Linked DNA regions of Homo sapiens: regions 1 and 2 are each linked to region 3. A link is a loop called in an ENCODE intact Hi-C map of the cell type or tissue named here. Cell type or tissue: sigmoid colon. All regions are shown on one strand. Region 1 has its middle 16 kb from the start of CYP2R1. Region 2 has its middle 14 kb from the start of INSC. Region 3 overlaps INSC (INSC spindle orientation adaptor protein).

Region 1 (8,000 bases), 300 kb before region 3:
AGGTTGGATTCCTAGCCCTGTCAGATCCTATTTCAAGTTTAGATATGTTCTTTGTCCTGGATGTTTTTGCACTCGTTTTTATCATTAAAGACATTACGTTAAAATATTACTCTGGATTCCTGAGATTTTTGGCACCCCTTTACATTTTGCAATGGAAACAAGTGCCTCACTCATCTCACCCCAGTTCGGGCCTTCCAGGGCACCTTTATAGAGAAACTGATTTTGTTCACCAAATAAAACGAAGCTAGTCTTTGCCCCAGCAGTTTGCTTTCCTAGGTAAGGAGAGATCAGATATAAAATGTAGATGTGCTCTGGATTTATTCTTGATTGAGGATTGCACCAGGCAGCAGCAACAAAACGATTTTGATTTGCTGAGTCTGAATCTAATTGATCCACACAGGTTTCCCTTTGCTCGCTATGCTTAGGTCTGGCCTGGCCCACTGGCTTCTGACAGGGTGGCTTTTATTTTGGAAGTGTGAGGACGCACTGGACGGTCGCCACATGGGGATTTCTGGTTGAACAGTTTTCAGAGAATGAAATCAGTTCCTTCGTGGTTTTCCTGGGAGCATTTCCTGAGCGCTAGAAAAGTTCGCCTTTCTAGGCCCAGATCGCACAAGGGGCAAGCAAAGCGTCAAAACAGCGCCCCCTGTCGGCCGCGAAGGCGTGGCGGCCCGCGGACCGGCGGACCCCGGGTCATACCAGCTGTCCGGGTGCACAGGCCCAGGGGCCCCACGACCGCGGGTGTCGGGACCGTGGGCTCCACTGAGGAGCCCACCGAATCCTTCGGCCTGGCCAGGCGGGGGGTCTTCTTCCCAGTCCGCGGAAGCCAGGTCCGGGAGACGGCGGGGCTCACTGTGCCTTCGGACCTACACTCTGCTCGGGGGCCGGATTTCTGCAAAGCGTCCACTTGGAAAGAAGTTTCACTTGCAGGGAAGGCGGGTGTACGCAATGATGGTCCGTGTGTCCGGGATGTGAATGCCAACCAAGACTGCGTCCGTTGGTGGAGTGTGCGCGGGTCCTCCGTGAGGGTGCTTCTGGCAGTCACAGTTCACGAGTTAGCGAGAAGATGGCTGGGAGGCGGCGAGCCCCCGCTCCCGGGGCGCGCATTTCGAACTCCATAGGTATGGGTGAGTTGGTTAGCATTGGATTCGAGTGCTTGTTCTTATCTGAGTACAGACACCTGGTAACCTTCGGGCCTGCAGAGGCCCCTGTGCTCCTTTGGAGGGCGCTGCAGGACGGGCTGGGTTGCATCCGGGCCTTTACCCCAGGTAGCCGGCAGCAAGTGAACTGGCCTGGATTGGCCGGCCCAGGGCACCTCCACACACAGAGCCCCGCGGCACAAGGCAGCTGTGCAAAACGGTCTCTAGAGGGGCTGCCCTCGCCCTGGTGAATGGGCAGGAAGGCGTGTGCATATGTGTGTGTGTGTATGTGTGTTCGGGCGCGCGTTGGGGTGCAGCCGGCCGGTCGTAGGCTGCGGTGAAAGGTGGCTTGTTATTCTGGGCACCGCAAAGGGTTTCACTTCCCCTGGGTGAGCCTTCTGGGGGTGCTGTCTTGGGCAGAGCGCCAGCCCCAGTGGTACCACTGCTGGGGAGCCCGCTGGGGTCCGAGTCCGCCCACTGTGGGGATGTTGTCTGCTCTTGCCGTTAGCCCCGCACGTTCTCTGCATTTCCCCTGGTCTCTCCCCTTTGATCTGGAGGCGCTGTTTCAACGGCTGTCAGTCTCTAGAAGGGTAAATTCGGTTCCGGTCATTCTTCCAGTGGGCCCTTATCCCTAATCCTCCCTCTCCTCTCGCCTGCTCCCTCGGAGGCGAGCTCCCTGTTTGGGGCCGTCACGGCGCCGCGGCGTACTCTGCGCGCGCGCGGAGAGGCCCACTTCGGTGGCAACCTGAGCTGGGTCCAACACTACGGTGTGTGCCCCTTGGGGAACAGTCCCTAAATCAGCGCAGGGCAGCAGGCGATCCCAAGGAGATGGGTTTGTCCAGGGGTTTGGCCTTCTAGAGAGGCATGAGGCACCCGCATCTACGTTCAGGTGAAGCTACGGAGCTCAGTCCCTACAGACAGCCGGAGCCTTGGGCTGTGTACCTGTCATTAAATGTTCCTGGGACTAGGAACGTGCAGAGCAAGTGTGTATGTGTGTGTGTGTGTGTGTGTGTGTGTGTGTGTGTGTCTGGGCTATTGAAATAACGACCTTGCCCCGGGAAAGATAACCCCAGCTGTCTAAGTGCCTAAGGAGGGAGACAGTGAGCCTGCCTTCTTCAGCCATATTGGGCAGAAAGCCTTCATGGTAGACTAGACCCACAGGATGGGACTAAGTGCCTTCAACCCCAAGCGGAACCCGGCACCCTCAGGCCTGGACATCTCTCTCTGCTCTGTGAAGCTTCCAAACCGTTTACATTCATGAATGCCTTCAAACTTGAAGGTACCCCACTGGGGCAATGAGGCCTAGATAGTGTCCAGTTACTTGCCTGAGGTTACACAGGAACAGAGGCAGCACAGGAAACCTGGCCTCTAGCCACTCTGCCACACCAACCTCTTGGGGAAGGGCCCCAAAAGACACGAGGAACCCTAGGAGACACTCTAGAGAGCCCCCTGAACAAACGCAGAGCTGTGTGGAGCCTGGAGTTTTAAATTCCTATGAAGAACAAAGCCAAGGCAGACTACAGGAGGGGCAACTGAATCCCCCACCCCCAGCTCCACATGTTGTTCTAGGCCCTGGGGAAGGGTGCGTGGAGAGATATTTCATGAGGAGGTGTGAAGGGATGGAAAGACTTGGAAAGGGGACCTGAAGCCTGAGGAGACTTGGGGACTCCTAGTTAGGAAGTGCCTTTGGAAAAGCTATGGAAAATGGGCGGAGCCCGAGACATCCTCTAAAGAGTCCGGGATAGATGGGAAGAAGGATCTAGGCTGGTGGGCATGGTAGGGAAGAAAGCAGGTATTTAGGGCAGAAGCTCTGTGCAGTAATGAGTACCATGCTTTCGCCTTTAGATCCAGGTGTGAACATACCGAAAACTTAGCTGTAGCTGGCCTGGCCCCACTCACTAGAAGGTGAGAGAAACCCCTAATATACCAGGTTACCTTAAACGACTGAAAAAAGCTGTGACAGTGACCCCAGCTGGGGATTAACTGACTTGCCTAAAGGCGGCATCATTTTACTTGTTACATAGAGCAAACAAAGGCTCCCAGAAGTTCTCCCGCTTGCTGGCTCTCAGTCTTGGTCCTGTGCCAGGCAGGCAGCCTCCAGGCAGCGCCATTCAGGTGAGACAGCTTGGAACCAGGGGCTCCTCTGCTCCCACTGCCCCTGGGACCAGGCAGCTCTGTGCCTCTGAAACCATGCATGGCTCCCGGTGAAGCAGTGCCCACAGGTGGACCCTGACCTCATGCCCTGTCCCCTGGGAGTCGCAGTGGCCACATCCTCAGGGGAAGAAGCAGATACCAGGGAGCCTGGCTGTTTATCCTGGGGAGGGGCAGGCAGGGACTCACAGCCTGCATTGAGTTTGCTTCCCCTCCACAGGTCTCCCGTGGAGAGCAGCCCAGACCCGGCCACACTCAGTGAGGAGGAAGTGCGCCTCCTGCTGGCTGCACTGGTGCAGGACTATGTGCAGATGAAGGCCAGTGAGCTGGAGCAGGAGCAGGAGACAGAGCTCCAGGTGAGGCTCCCCAAGCGCCCAGAACAGGGCCTCCTTTCCCCGCAGCATACCAAGAAGGCGGATCCCAAGAGGTAGGAGAGAGCACACTGGCAAGGGGTCCAGCAAGCTGATTTGTTCAGGAGGACTTGGAGCCCAGCCTTTCTCAGGCTCCAGGGGAGACAGAGGTCCCAGTGCAGCTGGAAGGACTGTGGTTAGACACAATAAAAAGCTCCGTTTTTGAAAGCTGTTAGGAAGTGAAATGCGAAGATGTGGAATCGCTCACTGTGAGAATTGCTCTTGCAACAATAGCTCTCATTAGATGGGATAATTGTGAAATACATGTACTTTGTTTAGTGCTGACTATGAGCTGGTTACAGTTGTAAATAGTTGACTGATGATTTTGATCCTCACAACAATCTGTGAGGAAACTAAAACAAGTACGGTTAAGTAATTTGTTAAAAGTCATAAACTAGTAAATGGTAAAGCTGAGCTTTAAAATCCGGGTAGTTTGGCTCCACACTCCATTTTCTTAACTAGTATTTCTACTGCTTCTAGTTAGTGAGTGTGTGAAGACCTAGCATGGGGGCTGGAATACAGTAGGTGCCCTAATGTGTTAGGAGGTTTTAGACTTGCTGTTTCTTACACTTTCTCCTTCCGTTTCAGTCAGTTCGATTTCTGATGGCTGGTTCTCCCCATTCCTTCCCTTTCTAAGGTGGAGAGTAGATCTCAGGTAGAGCAGCTGATCACCAGCAGATGGCAACAAAGACTGTCCAGATAAGAGCTAAGAGCTCTTTACAATGTGATGAATTAGTAGTTCATTTGTAAAAAAGAAAACTGAAATAGAACTCATGGAAATGTTTCTCATTTCTGAATAACCAAATACACAGGAAACTAAGTAAAATCCTTAGGCTTAATTGATGTTGAAATGCCCTGAGAACATTTGTTGACATCCAGAGTGATATTGAAAAGAACTGATTGAGGATAGTGAACATCTTCATTGTGTTTGTAAACTCAGGAGGAATGCTCATTCAATATGATGTTAACAGTGGGATTTTTCATAAGTATCTTTGTTCAGAATAAGAACATTCTTTTCATTCTAGTTTTCTGAGAGTTTGTATCAAGAAGGTTCTTAAGTTTTATCAAATGTCTTTTTAAAATCTATGTAGATGATCATATGGTGTTTCTCTTTTATTCTGTTAATGTGGTGAATACATTGAGTTTTGGAGGTAAAACCAATATTATATTCCTAAAATAAACACCATTTGGTCATGATCATCATTCTTTTCCACATTGATGATTTTTGATTTACTTTTCTTGTTTGTTTAGGATTACTACATCTATATTTATGACATATATTTGCTTGTATTTTGCCTTCCTGGTGATGTCCTTATAACTTTTTGTGGGATTCTACTAGTTTCATTAAATGAATTCGGAAATGTTGCTTCTTTCTTTTTTCTCTGAAAAATTTCTGTTTGATTAATTATATTTCTTCCTTCTTGGAGCTTCCTTTGTGAGAGAGATTTAAGTTATATATTTAAGTCTTTATCAGATACAGAACTATTCAGATTTTCCATTTCCTCTTGTGCAAATTTTGGTAGCTTGTCTTATATAAGAAACTTGTATATTTTATCAAAATTGTCAAAATTATTGGCACAAAATATTCATAATATTCACTTATTTTCTTTTAATGTCTTTAGGATCGCTAGTGGTATAACACTTTTTATTCTGGATACTGGTAATATGTATTTTCTCTCTTTTTATCTTGCTCAGTTTTGCTAGGGGATTGTGAATTGTATTAATCTTCTCAAAGAACCAGCTTTTGGCTTTGTTGATTTTCTCTCTGCTATTTCATTAATTTCTACTGTTATTATTTTATTTTTCTCCTTTTTTAGATTTAATTTATGTCCTTTTCTTCTATCTTCTTTGGATGGAGGCTGAGGTAACTGATTCCCAACGTTTTGTTTTTTCAAATATATGTATTTAAAGCTATAATAACTTTTTAAAATAATGGTTTTTAACTGCAGCCCACAAATTTTGATGTCATATTTTAATTTCAATATTTCAATTGAAAAATATTTAAATTAAAAATGTTTTTTATTTTCTTTATGACTGCTTCTTTGATACATGGGTTATTTAGGTATATACTGCTAAATTTCCAAATATTTTTCTGTTATTGATTACAAATTTATTTTCACAACGGTTAGATAAATACTCTCAATGATTCCAGTTCTTGGAAATTTATTGAGAATTGCTTTATGATTAGCATATGATCTATTTTGGTAAATGTTCCACTTATCCTTCAAAGATTGCATATTTTGGAGGTGTTGAATGTAACATTGTATATAGGTTGATTGGGTCAAGATGCTTAATTGTGTTGTTAAAATCTCATTGACACTGTTTTTTTTTTTTTTTTTGAGACGGAGTTTCACTCTTGTTGCCCAGGCTGGAGTGCAATGGCGTGATCTTGGCTCACCACAACCTCTACCTCCTGGGTTCAAGTGATTCTCCTGCCTCAGCTTCCCAAATAGCTTGGATTACAGGCATGAGCCACCACGCCTGGCTAATTTTTGTATTTTTAGTAGAGATGGGGTTTCTCCATGTTGGTCAGGCTGGTCTCAAACTCTCGACCTCAGGTGATCCACTTGCCTTGGCCTCCCAAAGTGCTGGGATTACAGACTTGAGCCACCATGCCCAGCCATACCATGTATTTTTTTTTAACTGCTTTTTCTATCAGCTACTGAGAGAGATAAGTTGAATTATACAATTACATACATTTGTCTAGTTCTCCTTCGGGTTCTTTATTTCTGTTGTATATATTTTGAAACTATGCTATTAGGTGTATTTAAAATTTAGGATTTTTTTTTTCTTACTGTTTCAGGTCTTGAAATGTTCTTTATCACTAGTAATACTATGTATCTTAAAGTCTGCTTATTTGATATTATATAGCCACGCTATGTATATTATGTTAGTGTTTTTATAGTATATCTTCCCCATTTTCTAACTTTCATATTTATAAACAACATATAGTTAGCATTTTTAAAGACAGCCCGACCATTTTCTTCCTTAATTGGAGTGCTTAATCCTTGTACATTTAATATAATTTCTGATATAGTTGGGTTTGTCTTCTACCTTCTATTTATTTTGCTTTAGTCCCATCTGGCCTGTTTCTTTATTTTTTTTTCTTGTTTTCTTTTGTACAAACTAAGTGTTTTGTTCATTTTTTCAGTCTTTCTTTTCCTTTCTTTCTTTTTGCTTTTCCTTAATTGTAGTAGTGACTTTGTCAAAACTTGCCAAACTATAAATTTAAATGCATTTAATTTTATGTAAATTATACATCAATAAAGTTGATTTTAAGAAAAGATAATAAAAGAATAAAATAGAATACATAAAGGAAAGGAAGAAAATTTAAATTTCTTTCATATGTTTAATTAAAAATATATCCCTTTCCATTATCTATTTCTCTTTATACACTCTCCATTGTGTTTATTCACTAATGTATTACTTCTACTTTAATGTCCATTTCCAAAATATTTTTTCTTTTATTTCTAATGCTTTCCTTGGTTTTGTAAGCTCCATTTTCATATCTTCCTGCTCTCTTTTCTCCAATAATATTATTTCTGAGTTATTTTGATCCTAATTTAAGTTGTTCTTTTGATCCTAATTTATATTGCTCTTTTGAAACTTTTATTATTTTCTTAATTTCTTTTACCTTGTTTGTTTAGAATATTAGCATATAGTTTTTCCTATTTTGTGGGCATGTCTTTCTGGCTTGTTTTCATTGCTTGCAAGAATATTTTTCTGATAATAATTTTGAGGTTTCACTAATTTTATTTCTGTTGCTTGTATTTTAGTAAGACAAGTTTTCCTGTACTAGAAGGGAAGACAGCCGGTGTAGCTTTCCTAGCCTAAAGGTTCTAGAGCATCTTCTTCTGCAGTTTATTTGAAGTGTTAAAAAATACTGTGCTCTCTGAAATGGGCTGACTCTTCTTTCCTTTTCTTTGCTCCTTTTGTTCCTGCTCAGTACAGGGGCTTTGTCCTATAACTAAGATTTGGGCCCGGAATCCAGATCACCCCAGCATTCTCTGACTTAATATTGTCCCCTTGCACTCCCTTGCAAATTTTAGTCTACAAAGCTCCTCCCAGTTTTGATTGATATTTTCCGGAAGAATATACCTGCAATACATATAAAAACAAAGCATTCCTAGTAATATCCAAGTCATATATAATAAATAAGGAAAAGAAGACTACCCAATAGAATAATGTATACAGGTTACAAACAGGCAATCTATAAAGGAGGAAACCTGAATGTGAGATAAACATATGGAAGGGTGCTTCATCTCACACATAGTTGGAAATGCTTAATCTCACCCATGAT
Region 2 (8,000 bases), 110 kb before region 3:
TGCAAGACAAAGTCCTCTTTACCCTCACCTCTCCTCTCCTTGAGAAGGAAGGAGTTTCTTTTGAAGCTGTGAACTGCACTGTCTGAGGTTGGGGGAGGGTGGTGCAAGCACTCCATCGATTGCTCCAGCTGGTGTCTCCCTAGTTTGCATACACCTGAAATCCATTGGCTCTGAGTCCAGCCCAGCACCAGGACTTTCCCAGGAATTGTAGTCCTTGTGGCCTAGACCAACTTTCAAGTTTATTTGGAACCCCAGAGTACTTTATCCTGTGGTGATGAGACTTGCCAGAGCTCAGGTTCTGACCACAGGGATGGATGATTCACCTTTGGCTAAGGCTGGTCTAAATGCTCCATCTATGGACACCAGCTGAGTTCTGCCCCATGTTACTTTCTGCCATGACAGGGCAGCACTGAGTTCCAATGCCGAGCCCCACGATGACTGTGCTCTCCCTCTCCCAAGAGCACAGATTCTTCACACCATGAGGCTGATGCCAGGAGATGGAGAAGGGGTGGTATAGATGATTCAAGACTGTCTTTCCTACTCTCTTTAGTGCCTCTTTCCTTCACTTTTTAGCGCCTCTTTCCTTAATATGATGTTAAAACCTGGCATTGTGATCTCTCATCTAATTTTTGGTTGTTATGAAGGTGATTTTTTTGTGTGTAGTGCAGTGGAACTTCATACTGTCATGTTACGACATGACAGCAACACTGTCATGAGTTCTACTCATGCAACTACTCAAGCAACACTGAGTTCTACTGCAATGAGAATTTGTTTTTAACACTATCATGGAAAGTCCTTGAGTTTCAATGCATGCCTTGAGTTGAGAGTTTTGGGATGTAGAGACATAAGCATTTACCTCCACTCTGAGATCTTTGGAGTGTCCAAACTTTTCTATTTGATGAGAACTTAATTACAGGTAATCAGTTTTATGCTGAGCGTCATAGCTGCTAGATCTTTATTCTGGGACATGAATGAGCCTTTGTGCTATTTGTCATACATTAGCCAGATAAATGATCCTGTATTTCCCATATTTTGCATATTTTGCTAAACATTTCTTTCCTTCACTGCACTCATGGTATCAATCTCTGTATCAGTTAGGATTCTTGGCTGTAAGCAATAGAAATGGATTCAGGACCTCTTATGCAGAAAGGCAAATTTTTGGAAGCATATCAGAGTTTCATTGAATTATTGAGGGTTGGAAATGTGGGAGTGGCTTCATTGGGTGGTCCTGGTTCAGAGACTCTCGTGAAGTTGCAACTAAGATGTCAGACAAAGCTGCAGTCTTCAAAGACTTGAATGGGGCCAGAGGATGTGCTCTAAGGCTGCTAATGTGTCTGTTGGCAAGAGGTTTTAATTTCTTGCCATGTGGGCTTCTTCAAAAGGTTGCCTATGTCATGACTTACCTCAGAGTAACTGATTGCTGGAGTATAGTACGTGAGTGGGAAGAGAGAATGAAAGCACAAGATGGAAGTTGAATACTCCTTTATTCCCAAATTACTTTTGTAATATTCTATGGGTGACATTGACCAACCGTAGCATAATGCGGGAGGGAATTACACAAAGGCAACAGTACTGGGAGACAAGGATAATTAGTGAGTATCTTGGAGGCTGCCTACTACAATGGCTAAGTGGAGGACAAAGCTGAGAAATAATAAAAAAATCACCAAACAAACAAGAAGAAAACCTAGGGATGCTCCAAGGGCTGGACAGCAAAACTTCAGAAAATGTCAGAGGGGAGGAACAAAACTCATTATGTTGTTATTGCCATAAACATAGAGACAAAAGTCTTTATGTTGTTATTGCCACTGTAATGGTTATGACTTTTAGTCATTCTACATTTGCTCAAGATTGAGAGCCCTGGGAGAGAGCTGAGCCTACCTCATGTGCTTGCATCTCCATCATGCTGGGTTTGTGAGAGAATATCTATTTAATTCAGCTTCCATCACAGGGAGCAAGCACTACCTTCCACCAAGACTACACACAACAGGGAATTCTCCAAATAAGAGGTCAGGATGCTAACTGGAAAGAAGGGTTTAATGCTAGATACACCTGCCCTTTCCCAGAAAAGACAGTATCTAATAGAGTCATACAAAATTGAGGGACCTCCAAGTGGCTAATGTGATGTGTAGTCTGAGAGATCTATGTAAATAATTAAATGTAGGAGTCACTGGAATTTGAATAGGAGGTATTTGAGATTATGATAATACACAAAAGAGCTAGTGAGTGTTTGTAGAGACAAGACAAGAGGGCAAGAAGGAACACAGAATATTTGAGAGAGTAGGAAAAGTCAGGCTCATGGATACTGCCTCTTTTCTAATTTCTCACTGTTTGAAACACATCCAGGAACTGATTCACTTGTAAGTCCTTGCTGCTGTTGTGTCTCTTAGTTTTCTTTTGTCTGAAAGTGCAGTCTTCCTCAATAGGCTAGAGCTCTTATCAAGCAAGGACTGTCTCATTCACCTCTCTCTTCACTCTATAACTCAGAGTTGTTTAGCTATGTTTTAACCTGCCCAAGAGGAGGGGATCTAGCTATAGTTGGTTATCCTGCCCATGCAAAAGCTCAAGAGAAGAAGCCACTCCTGGATGTTAGCAAACAGCTATAGAAAAAGTGATTGATACTTTGCTTTAGAGGAGAATAACCTTTTTAAATTGCAGCATTCATTTGATGATTCTTCAGTAGCCCTCAGATCTAAACCTCTGGAAATATAGAAGTTGCTATGCAGACAGAGATAAATTCTCACTGTGTAGTATGACTTGTGTGAAGGAATAATATACTGCTTGTATAACTTTTAATTCTTAGTAAATGAATATTGTGGATTAAGCTCTCCTTATAAGGATGAGACAATAAGTAATAAAGCCAGGGGCCTTCTGTAGGAGATAAGGTCTCACCTCTAGTGTAAGCTTGTTACTTTTCCCAGTTATATGGGGCAATAGGCCTGCTTCTCAGATAAGAAACTAGAACTTGGGAGAACAGGTCTAGGTCACCAGAAGGGAATTGATCCCTTCTTCGGTTTGGATTTCAGGAAAGGGTTGTTGAGATATGTAGGAAAAGGCTCACTGACGATGGGTGTTAAGATGACACTGACCCCGTGGAGGTAGGCTGGAGACTGAGAAGGTGGGAACTAAGGGAACAGAGTCAACCCTTTGAAGCTAGTTTGATGATTATCTCTCTGGGATGGAAGTGAAATATTATAGAACTTTTGAGCCCTGAGAATGAGCTCCTGATGGTAAAAACCAGCCTTGGATGATAAAGCCAGACTTCACTTCCCTTTGGTATTTATTTACTTGTTGCCCTCCAACTGGGTTTTGTGAAATCTGTTCAAGTCCTGGATGAGACCTGGATGGTCTCAGCTAAGCTCTGAGGGTACCCAGGTTGACTCTTGTGTTCTATAAGAGTTAGAGTTATAAAGGAGAAGTCATAGTCCACTTGCCTTTGGCCATTAGAGCATTTGCAGTGTGGATGCAGAACAAAGCATGAACATGTTCCATGCCTCCCCGTGTATCACTGAGGCGGTGCCTGGAGAATCGCACCATCTCTGTGTGCCCTTCCTAAGCCAGGCTATGGTCACATTGCTGGTCCCTGCTTCTGCTGCCTCCTTGGCACCCCAAACCTGGATGGCATCCTCTAGAAAGGGTGCAAAGGCAAGAGACTGGCTTCTTATCACTTAGTTTCCAGAACTATGAGCCGAAGGCCTAAAATTTTTTCAAGGATTCATGAAAATGTTCAAGTTTACAAAGCATATTATTGGCTTCAACATATGAATATGGTAAGACAGGTAAATAAATGTTTATTTAAGTGTCTTCATGTCTGTTGGTCTACTAAACTCAACTATTATGTAGTTGTATAGAAATTGTATTCTATATGAGATATAGATGCATCTTATTATGATATTAGGTGAGAATTTCAAAATAAAAGGACTAGCAGCAGCTTAAAATACTGTCTCTCCCTCAGTCCGTCCCGCTAGGTGCAAAGCAGCCTCTTATCCACCAGAGGGCGGACTAAGCCCCGCTTCAGCTTCCTTAGCCAGGATCCCCTTCTCCCAGGCAGATCGCAAGCAGGTCTCCCAGATTCATCTCTAATTCTTCCTTCTTTCTGAGCCTTGGTTTTGTGGCCTGTAAATTTGAATTAATGGTGCCTCCTTCACAGAGGTGAGGTAACATTCTTCCAAAGCACTTGGGATTCCGGGGGCAGGTGGTAATGTTAGGGAGGAGGGAGGCTTGAAGTTTCCTCTCATCTGAGAAACCTTGCTGAGACATCCAGAGACTGAGAATACTAGTGAGACCCATTTTGTTTTATTCCTGATTTCCCTCAAAGCACAAAGGCTGGGGCAGAGATGGAAGAGTGGTGGGAGTGGGGGTCATTACGGGCATGAATGGAGATCCCCGAATTTTGACACAGGACTACTCTTCTTGAGCCTGTCCTTCCTTACTGAGATTTATTATTTCAAAATGCTGTCTGAGCTCAGAGGAGGCTTAGAGATCTCCTGGCTGGAGATGGGGTGGGGGTGGGTGAAGAAAAAATTAGGGAGGTTTTATGGAGGAGTTAGTCTTGACCTGAATGTGCTGGTAGGGTTTTTTCAAATGAAATAATTTAAATAACTTGTTTTCCTAATTATAAAATAATATATACACAATACAGAAAATTTTGAATATAGCATCTCTCCCCCCAAAAATATATGTGTTTCTTAGTTATCCCATCATTCAGATAAACCCACCATTAACAGTTTGGCGTATGTTCTTTCTTTTACATCTTATCTTAGTTTTGTTCCTGCTGCTATAACAAAATACCACAGACTGGGTGATTTGTAAAGAATAGAAATTTATTCCTCACAGTTCTGGTGGCTGGAAAGTCCAAGATCAAGGCATCAGCAGATTTACTATTTGGTTAGGGTTGCTCTCTGCTTCTAAGATGGCACCTGTTGCTACATCCTCATGTGGCAGAAGGGCAAAAAGGGGGACAAACACTGTGTCCTCACATGGCAGAAGAGATGGAGGGGGGAGCTCACCCCCTTAAGGCCTTCTATAAAGGTGCTAATTCCAGCTGTAATAGTGAAACCCTCATGATTTAGTCACCTCCTAAAGGCATTGCCTCTTAATACAATCACCTTGGAGGTTAAATTTCAACATATGAGTTTTGGAGGCACACATACATTCAAACCATACCACATCTTTATGTACATATTTATAAACATGTATAACATCAAACCTCTTTAAAGTCTGTCTTTTTCAGTGTGTATCTTTCTATGCTATACTTTGTTCTTCTATTATTTTTTGCTTATTTCATATTACATTGAATAGATGTGCCAGAATTTATGCAATGAAGCCCTATATACATGTAAGTTGTTTCCAGATTTTAATTATCATAAAAATGCTATAATAATCATCTTTGGAGCTAAATTTTGCAAAATGTTCATATTGTTTCTTAGCAGGGATACACATGGGGATAATCTGGGACCACTTTAATCTAATTTTAATCCAATGCGATACTATTTTTTATCCTTTCTAGAAATAGGATTGTATAGTCAAAGGGGAACTGCATATGTAATTTTGCTAGATTTAGGAAATGTGGCATTTTGTATTTCTACCCATCTTATATAACGGTTCTTCTTTCTTGCAGCCTCACCAACTGGATATGTTGTCAAATTTATAGATGAATTTCTGGATGACCAGATGTAGGAGGAACTAGTACAACTTAAGCAACAGACAACAGAAACAGACCCACAGGTTCAAATGTAGGGGGACCTAACAGGAAGAGAAATGTCAGCTCCATATAGGGAAGCACTTTCTGTCACCCTATCTGTCTAAAGGTAGTGTGAGATTCTCAGGCAGTTATAGGCTTCCTGTCACTTGAGGTGTTCAAGCACAGGCCAGATGACCATTCAGCAGAATGTAGTAGAGAAGTTTCAGCACCACTTTGGCATCTAGATCAAGGACCTTTAAGACTGGAGAAAAATACAAAACCATATTGATTGCTTCATTTTAAATACCTGAATCCATGATTATGAGAGACTTAATTAGGCCCTTATTGCTGCTATGGATTTGTATGTCCCTAGTCCTTTCACTCTCCCATTTACTTCTAGATCACTTTTATATACCTTCCTCAAACTCCCAGCACCCTCTCCACCATCCTTATTCTAAGCTTCTGACCTTGCTTGTTACTTCACTTAAAGGATGGCATCAATCAGAAGAGAGCCTCCACAGACTCTTAACAAAACATCTCTACACCTACTGGCATCTGAACATAGGTGCTCTTCTCCCTTGGTTGCCATCGATTAACTTTCTGTGCCCCTAGCTGGAGCCATTTCTTTTATTTGTGCAGCAGATCCCTCCCCTTTCCACTACTCAAAGGCATTGCTTCAGCCGTTACCTATCTCTGCCTTCACCTCGTACTCCCCTCACTCCTTTGTTTCACCTTAGTGTTCTTCCTGCTCTTGCTCAAAGATACCAGCCATACTCTTGCCTTAGAATATTTGCTTTCACTGATTCCTTTTTTTGGGAAAGCTCTTCTCACAGATTTGCATTATACATAACTCTTTCACCTCCATTTACATTGACTAGGCTTAAAAAATATCTAACTGTAGGCTTTTTACAGGAGTTACCTAAAACATGAGAATACAGAATGGCAAAAGAAAAAGAATGAAAATACAATATACCATGCAAACACTAACTAAAATAACGGCAGTGTAATTAATATTAATTTGACTAAAATTGACCATAAGACAAAAAGCATTAAGAGATAATGAGGGCTATCTTAAGATAACAAAATGTAACATTTCCAGCAGAATGTAATAATTGTAAACGTATATGCACCTAATAACATAGCCTGACAGTATATAAAGCAGAAATACACAATTATATTGGGACATTTTAATTCATCTCTCCCTTAATTAACTCCTCCTATGGGAATGGTCTATTTATATCTTTCTCCATTTACTAGGTTGTGAGGACTCCAAGGTAGAGACCCTGCCTTAATCATGGTTGTATTCCTAGTGATGTGCATGGTGCCAGGCATAGGATTGGTCTTTATTCATTAATGTTTTCTGTACTAGACTTTCTCTGGCAGTAGTGAGGTCACCATGTTCTGAAGCATTCTTTAGGAATGTTCTTACTCCTAGAAGGGACTTAGTCTTCTGGATTGAAAGCTGTCTCTCTCTGCACCCCACCCTCACTACCCTATCCTCATGGGCCTTGGGCATAGATGGGTTCTGGAGGGCCGGCGTTTTAAATCTTGAGTAGTGTTAATTGTAGGGAATTTAAAACAGATCAATTTTTTATTTCCTACAAAGTCCTGGGCTGGGCATGGTTTCTATTAGAAGGATCCTTTATAATGGATCCTCAATAATCTAATACATCCTCAATAATTTATCTGAGGGTTTGCATTAAGGCTTTTCAATTATTCAAATTGTCAGATTTTTCATCTCTTGGTGAAACTTTTCTGGAAGCTTCTATTTCAGTTGTTGCAAGTGCTTGATAGCATAGCTTCTGCCTTTGGCAAGCCCTTAGCCAAGGGCTGTAAATCTGGGCCTATCAAAACCATTATGGCAATTTAGAGGCTTTCTGGAGTTCAGTGCTTCTATACAGAGATTTAAATGAAGCAGTGTCTGTGGGGACTTAGAGAGTTTGTAGGTCTTGGTTTTTCTCTGGGTTCTGCTTATAAACCATTCAGCTGGGCATCCTCCCCCATAGCTTCTCTATCATCTCTGCTCTGCTCTGCATCTGGAAGAGCTGATCTTCAGACCGTAGCACCTGGACTCTCTTGTTCCCTGATTGGGTTCAGCCAGCAGAGGAACTGGCTGGAGATCAGAGGAAGGAGCAGAGACAGGTTAGGGAATTTCTTCTCCATTTCTCTTTGGAGCTATGATTTTATGATCACAGTTTCTTCTGGGTAGCCTCTTCCAAGGCTGCCCTGGAACACCAGTAAGTGATTTACCTGCTTGTCCCTCTAGAATTGGTGGTGGTAATGGGTTCCCGCAGTTGTCAGTCCCCGCATGCTTCAAACC
Region 3 (8,000 bases):
TTTCATACCAAAATAGCAGAACTGAATAGTTGCAACAGAGACCATATAGCCTTCAAAGCCAAAAATATTTACTCTCTGGCCATCTATAGAAAATTCTTGCCGAGCCCGGTTCTAGCAGGTAAGGAAGATGTCATGACCACGGTGAGAGGAACAATAACTAACATATATCGAATACTTGCTTTGGGCAAGCACTTTGCTAAGCCCCTCCTTTCATCAAGTCATTTATTCCTTGCCATCCTGTTATATCTCCACTGCTTACAGAAGAAAGGGAGACTCAGAGACGCGAAGCCACTTGCTCAAGGGCGCATAGCTAAAAAGTAGCCCAGGCAGTAATGTAATTCCAGCTCTGCTGGGCCAGAGCCAGCCTGGGCTGTTAACAATTGTGCAGACCCAGGACTCAAAATCTGATATTGTGAGGCCAGTTTCCATGCTCCTTTCCTCCATATCATATTGCTTCCAAAGTTGGGAGAAGTTCTAGAGACACCCATGAGGTCCTTAATCTCTCCCACCCTCCACCCACACCCCCTCCCTGGGTTCTGTCCATGCCTGCCACCCTCTGTGAGCTGGGCTGCTCAGCACTGCCCACAGAGGCTCTGGTGAGGTTGGCCATTGTCAGTGTTGAGGATGGAAGATGGTGAAGACCAGGCACAGGCCGGATTGTAGAAACCACAGAGTGACAGGTGAGTGAAGGTGGAGTGGGGAAGTGTGGTTCCCTGGGGCTCTTGCCAGCCACCCACTCACCGGGCATGGTTCGTGGCCAAATTAGATCACATCAAAGTTCCAGCCTTCTCCGCCTGATTTACTGGCCTGGCCTTCTCACTGAGGTTCGCTTAATTAATTGGCAGTGGGAAACGTGCTGGATTTGGTGAAATTCGTCTCTGTTGTGCAGCTTCCCCCTCCTTTCCTTCAACCGTGAAGAGGTTCATTAAATCCTGCACAGCCCCCAGCGGAGTTGTGGGTCTAGACAGGTCACTGCATCCATCCCAATTGCTGCTGTGTCATGCCTGAGCCTTGCTGGGTTTGGGGGACTTTTGTGGTCATAGATTCAGTCATGGTCTCATTCATTCACTCACGGGAAGTCACTTCGTCTCTGCTTCTTCATTCCTTCTGTTTGCCAGTCAGTCATTCACTTACTTTTAAACTCACTCAAATTCCAGTGCTTTAAGAGGGTGAGGCAGGAGCAATGCATGAAGCCAGGGGTTCCAGGCTCGCCTAGGCAACATAGCTAGACCCTGTTTCTTAAAAGTAAAATAAAATAAAAAATAAGTAAACTTACTCACTCATTTGTTCTCTCACGAAGTCCACCACTAATTCACTCTATGAATTCCTTCTTTTATCACTGAAGCAGCCTATTACAGTGGAGAGACTGAGAACTTGGAGAATCAGGCAATCCTGGGTTTGAACAGATTTTTCTCACTGTGAGCTTGGATATGTTATCCTGGGGGATTTGCTTAGCACAGTTCCTTGATCAGTAAAATGAGCCTATAAAATCTACCTCATGTATAGTAATATGATGCTTGGCACAGAGTAGACAGCGAATAAATGGTGGCTACTGTGATTGTGGCAGGTATAATGCTAATCACTTGGACTTTGAAAATGAATGGAAGGTTAGGGTCTGGTGGGGAAGGGAGGGCTGGCATGTGGGAGAGGGGCTGGCCTGGTCAAAGTTGCAGTGAAGTGCACACATGGAGAAGTTGGGTGGTCCAGGGGGGATGAGTCCTCACAGTCTTTCCCTTTAACAGACGAGGAAACTGAGACTCCGAGACAGTGTTTCCTCAGTCATGAATGTAGAGCTTGGATGCAAACCTAAGTCTGGCTGGTTCTAAACTCCTGCTCTTTCCTCTGCTACCTGGGGATAGCTGGTCCTTCTGAGGCAGGGACTGCAGAGGACTGGGAGCCAGGTTCTCTGTGTTGGCCTGGGCAAGGGACGGACACAGACACCCAACAAGCAGGGATGGAGGCAAGATGCCAACACACAGCAAAGGCCTCTCCACAAGTGTCTGACAGGCGTTTTGAGGCCTCATTCTTTCTTTTCAGAGCTGTCACGTGGAGGTCTGGTTCATCTGGGCTGCAGCCTCCCTGCATCCTAAGCTTCAGGACATCTGTCCTTCCTTCCCTGTGTCTTCATCTGACATCACTCCTCATTCCCTACCCCTATGCTGGGTTCTGGAGAAGAGACAGGCTCCCTGCTTCCCAGGATGGCTGAAGGGGGAGAGGCCCAGCAGGACAGACAGTGGTAAGGGCTGTCCCATGGCCATCAGAGGCTATAAGCAGGAGGCCCCACCTCTGGTGGGGTTGCCGGTGTAGGCAGCACCAAAGAGGCAATGAAGCTGGGCCCAGAAGGGCCAGGGAGGAGCTCCCAGGCAGACCAGAGGAAAGCAGTCTTAACAAGGGCAGGGGCAGAGGGGACACCACAGCAGGGAGCCACCCCAGCAGGGAGCCACCCAATGGGGCTCCAAGTCTCCAAGTCTTCCAGGGTCTTTGTGTTCAGTGAATTGGGGGAGCCCCAAGGAGAAGGCAGTGTTCTCTGGACCTCACTTGGGAGAAGACTAGAGGGAGAAAATGAGGGCCAAGGAGGGAGTAAGGGCCCCAGAGCCACACAGTCCAGCGAGAGCAGATGAACCCAGCCTGGTCAGGGTGGACTGCTGAGGGTGGCCTTCCTGGAGGACTGGAGCTGGCAAGGTGAACTGGCATTACCAAGGGGGAGGACTGCAGGGTTTGGGGAAGAATGAAGAGAGGTGAGGGAGCAAGTCACTTCTCCTGTCTGAATCCCAGCTTCATCTTCTGTAAAATGGGACTCCCACCTTCTTTATAGGGCTGCTATGGTGATGCAATGAAGCAATATGGGTGGGTCTTGCAGCAATGGTGCCTGCGTGGAGAAAGCACTCTGCCTGTGTCTGTTTCCTTTTCCTCCTCCCATGCCCATTTGTCTCTACTTTTCCAGGCTGGTCTGGGGAAAACTTCACATTGCCCCCAAAGGACCTGGTTATTGGGGATTTTGCAATGACCATGGCAGGGTGCCAGGTACTCTGAGTGGTGAAGGGGAAGGTCAGGGCACTGCTGGTTCAGGGATTGATTGTGGTTGGATGGGGCCAGGCCAGGATGGGGTTGGAGGGGGCTGGAGACTAGAGCTGGACTGCGGACTATGGTCCAGATGAGGGGCTGGAGATGTTAGGGATAGGAAGCTACAGGTCTGTGGCCAAAAGGAGTGGGGGGCACTCAAAGCCCAAGGCTCAGACAACCTTCAGGACAGTTCTGGTCATTGTCTTTTCCAGAACTGAAAGACCAGAGACGGCCTCACTTTCAAAAAGCATCCTTTTATTCTCACTCCTCCCTTTTATTTTATTTTTTCAAATAACGAGTTAGTTCACTCTGTGCTGGAGCCAAGGGGGTAGTTTAATGAAAATCAATACAGAAATTAAAGATGAGGGGAGAGCGGGGAGGACGGCTCAATTTCAAGTCCAAGAAGAAAATCACCAAGGGCAAGAGCTGGAAAACTGCTGCCTGTCTCCATGCAGCTCCTTCACGCCCCACCCTCATTTCCTGGGGCAGCTTCTTGGAATCAATAGGCCCTGACAGCTGAGGTGCTGGGCTGGAAGAGAGATGAAGACAGGGAGGCCTATATTGAGCTCTTGAAATCCCAGAGGCCCTGGGCAGGAGGGAGTGGGCTGCAAGCGGGAATGGTGGGGAGGCTCTGTGGCCCCAGCTGCTGTTTTACAGGGGTCTGTCTCCACTGTCTGCTCCCTGTATAATTGCAGATGGTCATAAATAGTTAATTTTTGCAAAAAATAAATAAAAAATTCAAACAAGCAAAAAAACCTCACTTTAATCAGTTTTTCTCACCATTATGCCCATTTGCTTTTCACGGTCATTTTGTAAGGAAGGCAGGGAGAGATGGTCACCTCCATCTTATTTACAGAAGAGCAAGTTGAGGCTGGAAAGGATAGAGATACTGGGAGGGACAGAGGCTGGACTGAGAACCCTGCGTTTTTGCTCCTAATCCTAAGTGTGCCCCCTGGTCCCATTAGGTGAATGGTGTCATAGTGTGCAGATCCCAAAGCAAAGCTACTACTTTCTTGCTAGAGTTGGTTCTAATATATAAGCCAGGCTGGATAGAGACAGAGGGGCTGTGAATGCAAGGCAAAAAAATCTTTGCTTAATTTGTCTTGCAATCCCTTCTTACCTAGGAATAGCTTTTAGAGAGAGGGAGAGAGAATGCCTCTGAATGAAGGTCGCAGATGCCTCTTCACCTCTCTTTGGCACTCAACCCATCTAGGATTATCAGCTTCCTCCACTCCTCACACCCCCAAACACTAGCCTTCAACTCCCATGGGAATGGGCTAAGGCTTTGCAGAGAGGCCCAGGGTCCCAGGTTAGCTGTGCTGTGACTCTGGCTGACAGGCAGAAAGGAACTGAGGCTGGCACTGTCATTGTCACTCTTCCCAGCCTTGCAAGGGGGCAGGGCCCATGATTGAGCCTTCTCAGAGGGACTGTGGCTTGTTCACTTTCGACATACCAAGGCTCCTGTCTGTCTGTCTTGATGGCTGGGGTGGGGGCACTTAAGGAGGCCAGGATGCAAAGAGGCAGGAACTAAATTAGCCACACTGCCCCACCTGCCCTCTCCCCTTCTAACAAAGACCTAGGCTGAGATTATGGGCCAGTACTTTCCAGACTGAAGGAAGGCTCGGGGACTGCGCCTTTCCCGCCAGGTCCAACCTGAGTTTGGAGAAGGGATGGGGCTGCCAGGCAGTCCAGGTGCCTAAGTGCAGCAGTGGGTTTGCAGGAGCAGGCTCCATCCGCAGAGGCTCGGTGGGACCCCATGTGCTGTGCAACAGCGACCCCTGGTGGATAAGAACACCAGTGGCCGCTCCATCAGGCTGCCTGGGGTAGGCTTCTCCTGGGGCTGTTGAGGCTGGTGGTCTCTGGGCTCCAGGACCAACAGTCAGGGCCAGTGTGTGGGGCGGAGTGAGTGGGGGAGTAGGGGAGGTTTACAAATTCAGGGCAGTGAGGGCTTTTTCCTACTGAGCCAGCCTCCGATGATGTAGGCAAATCTTTCATTCCAACATGTATCTAACTTCCAGATTTCCCCAGAGAGTCTGTCCTGTGTGTTCTTGGAGTGGAAATCTTCCTAGGCCTCCTAGTTCCCACTGGACAAAATCCAAACCCCTCAGCCTGGCACTGAAGGTGCCCTCTGAGCAAGCTGCCTCCAGCACATTGCCCCTTTGGTAAACAAGCCTGGGTTTGGTGCCCAGCTCTACCACTTATTCACTGTGTGTGTGACCTTGCACCCCTCTGAGCCCCATTTCATCACAGGTGAAAGTGAAGTGTCAATCCCTGCCTTGCAGGTTGTGAAGATGATACAAGTCAATGCTCCATAGATGTGAGTTATTTTCCCCTTCCCACCAAATTTCTCCACCAAAGGTCTTTGGGGCCTCCTTGCCTTGGAGCCTCTGCCTGTGCTGGGTGTCCCAATGAGAGTTTCACCTCCACTGTTGACATCTCGCTCTAAGGCCTCCTCTGGACCTCCTTCCCGACTGTGATCCTCCCTCCTTGGTGCTCACACAGTATGTGGTACTGCTCTGGAAGCGTATCCCACACTGCCTGACCTCAAACCTCTGCCTTGGCTTCCCCACCAAGAGACACTATCTCACCCACTTCTTTAGTCCATCAGGGAAGTGGTTTGCACACACAGGTGAATAATGTTTGCTATGAAACCAAATAAATACCAATTGAAGATTTCTGGTTCGTTCTTCCTCATTGCAGATGAGAAAATAGAGGCCCAGAGAGGTGAAATGATGTGCACACCCACATTCCCGAGATCAACCACAGGGCTGAGACCAGAATGCAGAATGTCTGACTTCACTTGAAACAGCATGGCAGGATGCTGTGATCAGTTTCAGACCCTGATGAGGGGTGGGAGTTGGGGGAGTATAAACATCATAGGGTCCCTCAATAAGGACAGAATGGAATTTGCCCTGAGCCCCTGTTTGCACCACTTAGCCCTGGCAATTTGCACCGGCTTTGCCCGTCTCCTAATTCTAATGGCCCTAAGCCCAAGTTCTTAGGTCTCAAAGAGACTTAGGGAGGTTGGTGGGCCAAGATGAGCTCTGCAAGTCAGCCTGAGATAAGTCAGATGAGTAGAAGCCCTTTGAGGCTGGCTATGTTTCCTGGGTAAAGTTCAGCAGGCTTGATGTTAGTGAAGAGATCCTGGGACAAGTTCTTCATTTGCCACTGATTTGCTAAGTGACCACAGGGAAGTTTTCTAATCCCTATGAGCCTCAATTTTCTCATTTGATGGGATTCCTAGTTCTGCTGGTATCCTGTGGCATATGAAGTAATTTTGTGAGATGTAATGTGATGAACAAAAGTTAGATGTTTAGCTGGCAGGGCTAGGAATTCTAGCCTGTTCTGTGGGCTACAGACATGCCTGTTCTGTGGGTTTGGGTTGTGTTGAGTGGGTGGTGTTCTTCCAGGAGTTGTTAGAAGAGAGCTGGGTGCCTGTGAATTCTTAGATGGAGCTCTGCATTTGAGAGTTTGTGTGTGTGTGTGTGTGTGTGTGTGTGTGTGTGTGTGTGTGGTGGAGTGGGATGCAGCAGGCTTAGCAGGGTAAAGTTGTTGTGTATCTCCTAGCTGGTCCCAAAGAATCTGGTGAGAGCAGAAAATAAATGAGAAGTCTGATGAAAACACAGTGCTGTTGCTGGGGAGAAGGGAGGCCGTGCTCACAGGGAAGCAAAGATTGCCTAGGACATGGGACAAGGTACAGAGGTGGCACTCTCAGCCACCCCTGAGTGCTTCTGGAGTGGGGCAAGTGCTAGTTTGGAGGGGAGCAGGGTAAAGGAGGTTGCTTGGGCTGGTGGGGTGGAGGGAGGATTGAAAGGATGATACACTGTGAAGGTTTAGGGTAGAATTTGGTAGGCAGGATCCACTTCTGGGAACAGTCTGGCACTGACAGTGCAGCATGGACAGTAGGCCAGCCCTCAAAGCCCAGAACTAGAACCATCACCCACAACCTGCTGCCGGCAAGTGGTGGGTCCTCTGGTCACCCACAGAGATAAAGAGAGACAGGGAGAAGGAAGGAGGATAAGAAAAGGGGAAGAGACTTACTGGAGGAAGAGAAAGGGAGAAGAGCTGGAAAGACACAAGCCCAGCTAATGGACAATCAATTTCCAAAGGAGTGTTTCGTTCTCTCTTTGGGCTACTTCAAAAATACAAACCAAGTTATTTGGAGATTTGTAATAGCTGGACATACAGTGCTCTGCTTGTGACCAACTTGAGTGTACCGTCCTCTCTTATTATGGTTTCAATTTTTATTTTCCTGATGAGTAATGGTTTTGAACACTTGTTCACATCCTTACTGGCCATTTGGTTATCATCTTTTGTGAAATGTAGGGCTGAGTCTTTTGCCCATTTTTAAAACACTGGGTTGTTTGTCTTTTCTTATTGATGTATAAACTTTGAAAAACACGTTCTACATATAAATTCTCTTAAGATACATATTATCAGCCTGTGGTAGGTTTTTTTATTCTCTTAATGGTGTCTTTTGATAAATAGAAATGCTTAATTTTGTTAAAATTCAATTTATTGACCTTTTCTTTTGTAGTCGGTGCTGCTTGCGTCCATTTAAGAAATCATTGATTTTTCCAAAATTATGAAAATATTCTCCTAATTTTCTTCTAGGAGCTTTATTGTTTTGCCTTTAAAATTTTGGCTTATGATATATTTCAACCTAATTTTAAAATGGTGTTCAAGGTCAATTTTTTTCCCATATGGATACCCAATTGAGCCAGCACTGTTTATTGAAAAGACTGTACTTTCAGCACTGAATTGAAGTGATACCTTTTTCTTTTTTTTTTAAATAGTGATACATGCATGAGTCTGTTTCTGGATTTTTTTTTTCTGTTCCATTAGCCTTTTTGTTCATCTTGTGCCAATAGAGCACGGGGCCCCTATAGTCTAATACATTTTTCTATTTGGTAACATAAATTAACCAACTTTGTTCT

The links. Peaks named below come from ENCODE experiments on the same cell type or tissue, not always from the same donor. Only the 100,000 strongest peaks of a DNase experiment are listed, where the experiment ranks them.
Region 1: it touches region 3 in a loop (11-fold over the local background); 50 of 110 quality-filtered maps call a loop at or near these places.
Region 2: it touches region 3 in a loop (14-fold over the local background); 101 of 110 quality-filtered maps call a loop at or near these places.

The regions. Positions count from the first base shown.
Region 1 is chr11:14,904,349-14,912,348 of GRCh38, forward strand. It overlaps the pseudogene CALCP. Among named protein-coding and RNA genes, the nearest start is that of CYP2R1, 16 kb to the left of the region's middle. RefSeq lists enhancers at 1,381-1,480, 1,661-1,770, 3,413-3,912. In sigmoid colon, CTCF peaks have their summits at 659 (motif pointing left), 862, 3,571 (motif pointing left) and 4,389 (motif pointing right); DNase peaks (open chromatin) are centred at 643, 1,213, 1,533, 3,573 and 1 weaker place; H3K4me3 peaks cover 1,466 bases.
Region 2 is chr11:15,097,298-15,105,297 of GRCh38, forward strand. No RefSeq gene overlaps it. Among named protein-coding and RNA genes, the nearest start is that of INSC, 14 kb to the right of the region's middle. RefSeq lists a silencer at 3,910-3,959. In sigmoid colon, a CTCF peak has its summit at 3,999 (motif pointing right); a DNase peak (open chromatin) is centred at 3,984.
Region 3 is chr11:15,203,971-15,211,970 of GRCh38, forward strand. The region is part of intron 7 of INSC (INSC spindle orientation adaptor protein); the gene reads left to right. Among named protein-coding and RNA genes, the nearest start is that of INSC, 93 kb to the left of the region's middle. RefSeq lists a silencer at 4,791-4,840. In sigmoid colon, a CTCF peak has its summit at 4,846 (motif pointing left); DNase peaks (open chromatin) are centred at 3,018 and 4,831.